Linked DNA regions of Homo sapiens: region 2 is linked to region 1. A link is a loop called in an ENCODE intact Hi-C map of the cell type or tissue named here. Cell type or tissue: PC-9. All regions are shown on one strand. Region 1 overlaps TCF7L1 (transcription factor 7 like 1). Region 2 overlaps TCF7L1 (transcription factor 7 like 1).

Region 1 (5,000 bases):
TCAAACCTTCTGATATTCTTTAGTCCCCATGGAAGACATTCTTGTTTCTCCTTTAAGACCATCTCTGGGGTCACCTTCGGTTGCCTTGGGGGTGTTTGAGCCTCTGCCGCAGGGACACTGATAAGGACATGAGTTGTGGTACGCCCCGTTTTGTGTAGCAGCTGTCAGTTTGTTTCTGGAATGAGACTGAGCTTCTAGAAGTCTGGGCATTTGGTTCTGGTTCACCTTTGAGCTGCTGGCACGGAGGAGCTTTGTAACACAAGCTTACTGAATTGATGTTTTAGTGAAAGGGAGAAAAGTCCTTTTCAGCTCCCTTTTTCCCACCATTCCCCGCTGTTCATCCGAATTACTCATCCACACATAGCCAGTAAAGGGCGCCGTAGACTGAACCTGTAGGAAACCAGACTCCAGGCAGCCCCAGAGCACACTCCCCAGAACCACTAAAATAAACACAAAATGCACTCTCGCCGGATTCTGAGAAGGAAAGGCCCTCCAAGGTCGTAGGGTCCAGTGGCTCTCAACCCTGGCTGCACATTTGAATCATCTGGGGAGCTTTTTAGAAATGGTCATGCCCAGCCTCCACCCACAAAGATTTTGATTCAACTGGTCTGGGGTGGGGCTCAGGCTTTGCTGGAATTTTCTAAAAGCTCCCCAGGGGCTTCTAATATGCAGCCAAGTTTGCAAACCACTGCTCTAGTTGAAAGCTCCTCACTGAATATCTGAATGAAAGGATTAAACAGATCCCTGCCTAGTGAGGTATTGGCCCCCCTCCCCCATAAGACCATGGGCTGGTGGTAGAGTTGCCAGCAGTTCTTTCCTGGATTCCCTATGCCCCTCCATCACCCAGTCACATCATCCAACAGACCTACCTCGGACCATCCCTCCTGCCCGACCAGAAGCAGACTCCGAACAGAATCTAATTTCAGATCGATCAGTGGGCAAACATAAAGGATGTGATAAGCTCCAAAGTAAGATTTCCTTGTTTCAGGCCATACGTTTGATTTTGAATGTTGTATTTTTGTATTAATTTGTTAGGGCTGCCATAACAAAGTACCGCATGCTAGGAGGCTTAAACAACAGAAAGAGTCATTGTCTCACAGCTCTGGAGGCTGGAAGTCTGAGATCAAGGTGTCGGCAGGGTTGGTTCCCTCTGAGGCTGTGCGGGAGGGATCTGCTCCAGGCCTCTCTCCTTGGCTTGTAGGGGGCTGCCTTCTCCCTGTGTATTCAAACAGTCTTCCCTCTGTGGATGTCTGTCTCTGTTCCTGCTTTTTATAAGGATAGCAGTCCAATTGGATTAGGGCTTACTGTAATGACCTCATTTAACTTGATTATCTCCTTATGTGGAGACAGGGTCTCCACATAGTACACATACATAGTACACCCTGTCTCCACATAAGGTCACCGTCTGAGATGTACTGGGGGTTAGGACTCCAACATAACTTTTTTTGTTGGGGGTGTATGAGGGGGATTCAATTCAACCCATAACAAATATCTTCCAAGCCGGCCACTTTGACTGCAGCCTTTAACGGGTAGCTGCATATTTTTTTTTCTTTACACCCACTCTCACCCTCAAATTGCTCAAAACACCGGAGCCCAGGGCTGGTTGCCTGTCAGCGTTCAGCACGAACCTGCCCACTGACTGGCGTCTGCTCCCTGGCTTCTGGGTACACTCAGAGGATGATTGTTTGCATTCAGGCTCCTCCAGAGATGAATATAATTCCCCTAATTTCCTCACAGTGGCAGCAGTGGCTGAAGGGAGAGGTGAACTGTGAGAGATGGGCCCCTCTTGCCTAAGATGAAGGCTGGGGTCAGGGGCAGTGTTAAACATCAGCTGGAGAGGATTGTGAAAACTCTTTGGACAAGAGGGGTTTGTTTTAAAGCGAGGCTACTTTGGAATGGACATCTCATTAGTGAACAGGTTGGGGAGTGGCAGGGTTATGGAGAGGAGGAGGCGTTCCATTCCCGTAGCTATTCTGTATCAACCGCTGGGGTCAGAGGCTCTCAGCTGGAGTCCACCCACAGACAGAATTCAGGGAAGCTCCAAAAACCTGAATGGAAAGAAATTACATTTTATTTTCACTAACTGAAAATTGGCATTTTCTTCAATTATGAATGTAGACTATAAACCACAGGGACATTAACAGTTCTCATGACTGTCACCAGTAGCAATTGCAAAGTGCATTTTTAAAAAATGTTTGTGGGTACATAGTACACCGATGTATTTATAGGTACATGAAAGCAAAGTTAATTTTTTACAGTGTGGTAGAGTCATTGTAAATGTCTTGATATACTGTTATCCTTAGCAATTCTTAATACTTCAGAATTAAGGTTGTTATGAGATTCGCTGCTAGGTCTTATTTAATATGTTAATTAAATATTACCATGGTGGAAAATATAAAATATTTTGATAACTGCATTTTACTGTAATTGGTTTCCTTTGCAATGCTGTGTATTTAATTTGTGCATTTAGCATCATTCTGTGGAGGCCTCTGTGGGCTTCCCTAGCCTACCAAGGAGTGGTCTGTGGCATTGAAGAGGATAGGGATCCTTGGTTTGCATTTATAGTAACTGTTTCCTGTTCCCAGTCAGTGAATAAATCCTGTAAGTGGAGATAACTCTAGATTACAGTCTTGACCATCGCTTGATTTATTAATAGTTAAATTTACAGCTCCTCTTTTTGGCTCCTTGAGGCTGCCGTGTGTGTGCACACATGTGCGCCTGTGTAGACTACGGCTTGCCTTCTTTTCAAAGACATCAGAGATTAGGTGATTAGGTAGAAGCTTTTGAACAAGCCCAGCCTTAAATCTGCCCTCCAGTCCTGTTAGATCCTTCTTGGGAAGCTGGTCCCTGTCCCTGGCCAGTCAGTCTCAAGTGAGTGGGGCTGAGAGGAGCTGCAGGCAAAATAAATACCCACTCCTTCCAGAGTTACTTGCCTTGAGACGTGACCTTCTGGGTCACTCTGGAAATGTGCAAAGTTCCAGTGCCCGAGTGGCGTGTGTTGGAGACGCTGAGGCTGGTTGGATGACAACACTAAAGCTGGGGTTGGAAGACCTGTTTGGGGCGGCCTGGAAAAACATGTATGGTGCCAGATCATGGGCCCTGGTTGATGTGAAAATAATCTGCTGTAGATCATTAGGTTTATGGAACTTGGTTTGTTTTTTGTTTTAATTCTTATTTTTAAATAATGATAGACTTAGGTTGCAAAAATAGGACATAAGATTCGGGAGAACTTCCTCCAGCTTCCCCAGTGGTGTCATCTTATGTAGCTGAAGTTCAATATCAAAACTAGAACATCAACACTGACACATTACTGTTAACTAGACTACAGACCTTCAGCCCTCACCATTCTTCATGTTTTGTGTGTGTGTGTAGTTTGTGTGGACAGGTCTATGCAGTTTTATCCCATGTATAAATTTGTGTAACTAACACCACAATCAGATACAGAGCTGTTTTATGGAACTTATTTTAAAACTTGATCGGGAGGCAAATGGCAGTGAGTTTGCATCAGTTCTGTTAAATTGTCCTTTAGCCTCAGGTCACAGTGGTGGTTGTAACATCTGCCTCCTGAGTCACCTGTCTGGTCAGCCTTGGGGCTGGAGGTAGAGATTTGACTGTAGGGCTGAGCCCCAGAGTATTTGGAGTCCAGTGCTAGGTGGGCTATTATTTACAGGGCTCAGCCTGGATCTGGAGCACTGCAGCAGGAGTCTTGGGTGCCAGTGGCCTCTTGCTTCACAGGCACAAGCACTCTGGGGCTAGACCTTGGGAGCAGAGTATGTTTCTCTGGGCTGGAGAGCAGGAATAATGTGAGTGAGGGGCAGGGCACAAGGGCACCAGCTGAGTCCTCAGGGGTTCAGAGAAGAGCTCCAGGCCTCATAGGCAATGAGGGGACAGGTCAGGAATAAATAGAGATGCCCTGACTAGACCTGGGTGGCGTGGTAAGGGTTGTAGGGTAAGGTCTTAGCCTGGTGGGCATGGGGGTACCCAGGAGCCCTGCCCTATCCTTCCCATGCACACTGGAACTGACTGTGCTGAGTACAGTCAGATCGGACATCACTGCTGGGCATGGCTTCCTACAGCCTATAATGTGAGATCCGATTACCACAGTAGATGGGAAGGCATTTGATACAAATCCCAGAGCACACTCAAAAACTAAGGTGGTGGTTTTGTCCCAAAGCTGGTCATGGGTTGATTGTCTCTTTAGCACCTCTCAGTTGACCAGGACATCTGATTAAGTGGAAAGCTACATTCTCCAACCACAAAAGATAATAATGTTCATACTGTGTCTGGGTTTTATGGTTTTAGATATCTGGCAATGCTGGTGCGTGTATTTTTTTCTTTTTTCAGACGGAGTCTTGCTCTGTCGCCCAGGCTGGAGTGCACTGACGTGATCTCGGCTCACTGCAAGCTCTGCCTCCTGGGTTCACGCCATTCTCCCGCCTCAGCCTCCCGAGTAGCTGGGACTACAGGCGCCGGCCACCACACCCGGCTAATTTTGGTGCATGTATTTCTATTTTTATTTTTCGTTTGCCATTTCTTCCAGTTTCCTTGGTTAAAGTTTTCAGCTAAGTACTTACCTTTATAGTCAGAGATAACGCCTACTCTACACCTGCAAGTATCATTCTCCCACCCTACCTTTTCTCCTGGCTGATTCCAGCAATGTGGGACTGGCTGGGGGGTAAGGGGCTAGCACATGGTACAAGACCAGCTCCCAAGAGCAAGTGTTGAGTGCAACCACTATGGAAAACAGTATAGAGGTTCTTCAAAAAACAAAAAATTAATTAAAAATTAAAGAATTATATGATTCAGCAATCTCATTACTGGGTATATATCCAAAAAAATTGTGAAATCACTGTCAAAGAGACGATCTGTACCCCCACATTCACTGCAGCACTATTCACAATAGCCAAGTTACAGAAACAACCTGAGTATCCGTCGACAGATGGATGGCTAAAGGAAATGTGGGCTCTGCACGCAATGGAATATCATTCAGCTTTTTAAAA
Region 2 (5,000 bases), 58 kb after region 1:
AAAAATATATATATATGTATATATATTTTTTGAGATGGAGTCTCACTGTCACCCAGGCTGGAGTACAGTGGCGCAATGTCAGCTCACTGCAACCTCCTCCCAGGTTGAAGCGATTCTCCTGCCTCAGCCTTCCGAGCAGCTTGGACTACAGGCACGCGCCTCCATGCCCAGCTAACTTTTGTATTTTTGATAGAGACAGGGTTTCACCATGTTGGCCAGGATGGTCTCGATCTCTTGACCTCGTTCTCTACCCACCTCAGCCTCCCAAAGTGCTGGGATTACAGGCATGAGCCACTGCACCCAGCCTATAGTTTTATAACTAGATGATAGTTTATTCCATAACTATAAACAACATTTTTAAAACTTCAGAAAAGTGGGAATAAATAATTTAGTTTTCCTTTTAAAATTAAAGCTTATTTTGAAAGTTATTTTGGTGCTTAAAAGAGAGAGAATATATATTTTGTAGCTCTATCCACTGGAAAAGATTAGAAACAATGATTATCTCAATAGCACTGACCAGCTCCAGTGCTCAGATTATATTCACCAAATCCCATTTCCCAGTTAAAATAAAACCAGGCTCCTGGGAGAAGGAGCTGATTCGATGTATGAAGTTAGCCTAGAATATATTGTTATACAAGAAAGCATGAAAGCTATTGAAGACCATTAGAGACCCAAGTCTATTGTTACGCACTCAGGTACTAGGGCTGCTAGGTCGGAAGGACTCAGCAGCCAAACTGAGTAAGACGGAAAAGATGAAATAATTAGATCATCAAGAATATATTATATTTATTAAAATCCTTAAGTTCACGCTGACACCAAGAAAACACAACAAAATAAACACAACACTGGTCTCCTTTGGAGGACAACAGGGAGCTGAGTCATTATTTTCAATATGTTAATAGAAAGAATCACGCATTTGTCCTGCCTGTGCTGTGTGCTGTTTGCCACTGGGCCACTAGTTGAGGAAAGTTTTTCTTTACAGAAGTATTTCAGCTAATAAATGAAGAAGAAATAGTCTTGTTTCCTGTCTTAGTTCATTTTGTGTTGCTGTAACAGCACACCACAAACTGGGTAATTTATAAAGGAAAGATATTTACTTGGCTCACAGTTAAGGAGGCTGGGAAGTCCAAGGGCATAGTGCCGACATCTGCTCAGCATCTGGTGCAGGCCTTCTTACTGCATCGTCCTATAGCAGAAAGGCAAGAGAGTACGCCTGTGTGTGCACAAGACGGCAGAATGGGGGATGGGGGGCAAACTCATACTTTAATCAGGAACCCACTCCCACAATAAGGGCATTAATACATTTATGAGGGCACAGCCCTCATAACCTAATCACCTCTTAAAGTTTCCACTTCTCAACACTGTTGCATTATGCATTAAGTTTGCAAAACATGAACTTTGGGGGACATATTCAAACCATGGCATTCCCTCTCCCCTAAATAAAATAAAGTAAAATAACATTGAACCTGAATTTGATCAAGCCTCTAGATCTAATTATTAATTTACCAGAAATACAATTCAGAAGAACATGTTAGATTGACACCATGAGGATATGATTAGCAAAATCCAGACTTAAAAAAAAAAAAAACTACAGGAACAATAACTTGGTTTCCTCCACGAATAATACAGGAGGCGTGGGCAGGGTGGAAATAGGGAAAGAGAAAGACTCCTAAAGATTAAAAGGCTATAAAAGACTAAAGGTGGCCAGATGCGGTGGCTCATGCCTATAATCCCAGCACTTCTGGAGGCCGAGGAGGGTGGATCACCTGAGGTCAGGAGTTCGAGACCAGCCTGACCAACATGGTGAAACCTCGTCTCTACTAAAAATACAAAATTAAGCGGGCGTGGTGGCGCACGCCTGTAATCCCAGCTACTTGGGAGGCTGAGGCAGGAGAATCGCTTGAAACCAGAAGGTGGAGGTTGCAGTGAGCCGAGATTGGCCATTGCACTCCAGCCTGGGCAGCAAGAGTGAGACTCCATCTCAAAAAAAAAAACAAACAAACAAACAAAAAAAAAAACACTAAAGGCTTGGCCAGGCGTGGTGGTTCACGCCTGTAATCCCAGCACTTTGGGAGGCCACGGTGTGGATTGCTTGAGCTCAGGAGTTCAAGGCCAGCCTGGGCAACATGGTGAAATCCCTGTCTCCACCAAAAATACAAAAAATTAGCCCGGCACAGGGGTATGCACCTGTCGTCCCAGCTACTTGGGAGGCTGAGTTGTGAGGATTGCTTGAGCCAGGGAGGCAGAGGCTGCAGTGAGCCTAGATTGCACTGCTGCACTCCAGCCTGGGTGACAGAGTGAGACCCCATCTCAAAAAAAAAAAAAAAAAAAAGATTAAAGGCTTTAAAAAAGAATAAAAGACATAAATTGACCAATAGCAAATGTATGGACCATGCATTGGATCCTGATTGGAATAAACTGTAGGGAAAAATTATTTGTAAGACATAATATTAGAAAATTATTGTTAACCCTTAAAAACATTTTTTAGGATTTTAAAAAATTTTCTGCTTTCTAGAGATAACACACAGAAATATTTACCAATGAAGTGATAGGCTATCTGGGCTCTGTTTCGAAATAGTCTTGGGCTTAGGGGTGGATGAGCAAGGAGTGGGTGGGGGATGGATGAATGGAGACGGGCCATGAGCTAGTAATTGCAGAACCTGGTGGTGGCTTAACCAGATTCATTATATTGTTCTCTCTACTTTTGTGTACATTGGAAATTTTCCAAAATGGTTTGTTTTTGAGATGGAATCTCACTCAGTCGCCTAGGCTAGAGTGCACTGGTGCAATCATAGCTCACTGTAGCTTCAAACTCCTGGGCCCAAGCAATCCCCCCACCTCAGCCTCCTGAGTAGCTGGGACTATAGGTGTGTGCCATCACGCCCTGCTAATTTTTCTAAATTTTTTGTAGAGACAAGGTTTCGAAATCCTGGCCTCAAGTGATCCTCTTGCCTTAGCCTCCCAAAGTGCCGGGATTACAGGCATGAGCCACCACACCTGGCCACAAAATAAAAGGTTTTAAATATTTCATTTTTATTCACCTGGCAGAATCCCAGGTAGAAGTTAGAGTGTTTGGTGGATGGTTGAGTGTCTGAGCAGGACCCCACAGCCAAGGGGGGTTAGAGGGAGGGGCCGGCAAGGGTAGGGAATAAGGCCTGATCAAGTGAGCTGCTGGAGGTGGATGTATGGGGTGTCTGCTTCCCCAGGTGGAGCTGGATAGATACTGGTGTGCTGAGAATGAGAAGGAGGATGAAGAAAGTTGCAAAACCCAGCAAAAAGTACCCAAAAGCAACCACTCACAGCAAAAATTGGGGGAATGAGTGATTTAACCCCGCAAGGCATACACTTTCTAGGACTTTACAAATAAGAACACCTTTAGTCCCTACAGCAACCCTCCCATGAGGTATGTGCTTGCTGTTCTTTGTCCCTATTTTACCTTTTTTTATTATACTTTAAGTTCTAGGATACATGTGCACAACGTGCAGGTTTGTTACATAGGTATACATGTGCCATATTGGTTTGCTGCACCCATCAACTTGTCATTTACATTAGGTATTTCTCCTAACACTATCCCTCCCCCAGCCCCCACTCCCCAACAGGCCCTGGTGTGTGATGTTCCTCTCCCTGTGTCCATGTGTTCTCATTGTTCAACTCCCACCTATGAGTGAGGACATGCAGTGTTTGGTTTCCTGTCCTTGTGATAGTTTGCTGAGAATGATGGTTTCCAGCTTCATCCATGTCCCTGCCAAAGGACATGAAATCATCGTTTTTTATAGCTGCATAGTATTCCATGGTGTATATGTGCCACATTTTCTTTATCCAGTCAATTATTGATGGACATTTGGGTCGGTTCCAAGTCTTTGCTATTGTGAATAGTGCCACAGTAAACATACATGTGCATATGTCTTTATAGTAGCATGATTTATAATCCTTTGAGTATATACCCAGTAATGGGATTGCTGGGTCAAATGGTATTTCTAGTTCTAGATCCTTGAGGAATTGCCATACTGTCTTCCACAATGGTTGAACTAATTTACACTCCCACCAACAATGTAAAAGTGTTCCTATTTCTCCACACCCTCTCCAGCACCTGTTGTTTCCTGACTTTAATGATCGCCATTCTAACTGGCATGAGAAATCTCATTGTGTTTTTGATTTGCATTTCTCTGATGACCAGTGATGATGAGTATTTTTTCATATGTCTGTTGGCTGCATAAATGTCTTCATTTGAGAAGTATCTGTTCATATCCTTTGCCCACTTTTTGATGGGGTCATTTGTTTTTTTCTTGTAAATTTGTTTAAGTTCTTTGTAGATTCTGGATATTAGTCCTTTGTCAGATGGATAGATTGCAAAAATTTTCTCCTATTCTGTAGGTTGCCTGTTCACTCTGATGATAGTATCTTTTGCTGTGCAGAAGCTCTTTAATTAGATCCCATTTGTCAATTTTGGCTTTTGTTGCCATTGCTTTTGGTGTTTTAGTCATGAAGTCTTTGCCCATGCCTATGTCCTGAATGGTATTGCCTAGGTTTTCTTCTAGGGTTTTTATGGTTTTAGGGCTTACATTTAAGTCTTTAATCCATCTTGAGTTAATTTTTGTGTAAGGTGTTAGGAAGGGATCCAGTTTTAGCTTTCTACATATGGCTAGCCAGTTTTCCCAGCACCATTTATTAAATAGGGAATCCTTTCCCCATTGCTTATTTTTGTCAGGTTTGTCAAAGATCAGATGGTTGTAGATGTGCAGTGTTATTTCTGAGGCCTCTATTCTGTTCCATTGGTCTATATCTCTGTTTTGGTACCAGTACCATGCTGTTTTGGTTACTGTAGCCTTGTAGTATATTTGAAGTCAGGTAGCATGATGCCTCCAGCTTTGTTCTTTTTGCTTAGGATTTTCTTGCCTATGCCGGCTCTTTTGGTTCCATATGAAATTTAAAGTAGTTTTTTCCAATTCTGTGAAGAAAGTCAGTGGTAGCTTGATGGGGATGGCATTGAATCTATAAAT

What was found. Peaks named below come from ENCODE experiments on the same cell type or tissue, not always from the same donor. Only the 100,000 strongest peaks of a DNase experiment are listed, where the experiment ranks them.
Region 2: a loop joins it to region 1, with 3 times the contacts of the local background. A loop is called at or near these places in 4 of 110 quality-filtered maps.

What each region holds. Positions count from the first base shown.
Region 1 is chr2:85,162,576-85,167,575 of GRCh38, forward strand. The region is part of intron 3 of TCF7L1 (transcription factor 7 like 1); the gene reads left to right. Among named protein-coding and RNA genes, the nearest start is that of TCF7L1-IT1, 21 kb to the right of the region's middle. RefSeq lists an enhancer at 335-834. In PC-9, no CTCF peak of the experiment used is centred here; no DNase peak of the experiment used is centred here.
Region 2 is chr2:85,220,358-85,225,357 of GRCh38, forward strand. All of the region lies in intron 3 of TCF7L1 (transcription factor 7 like 1), which reads left to right. Among named protein-coding and RNA genes, the nearest start is that of TCF7L1-IT1, 36 kb to the left of the region's middle. In PC-9, no CTCF peak of the experiment used is centred here; a DNase peak (open chromatin) is centred at 2,684.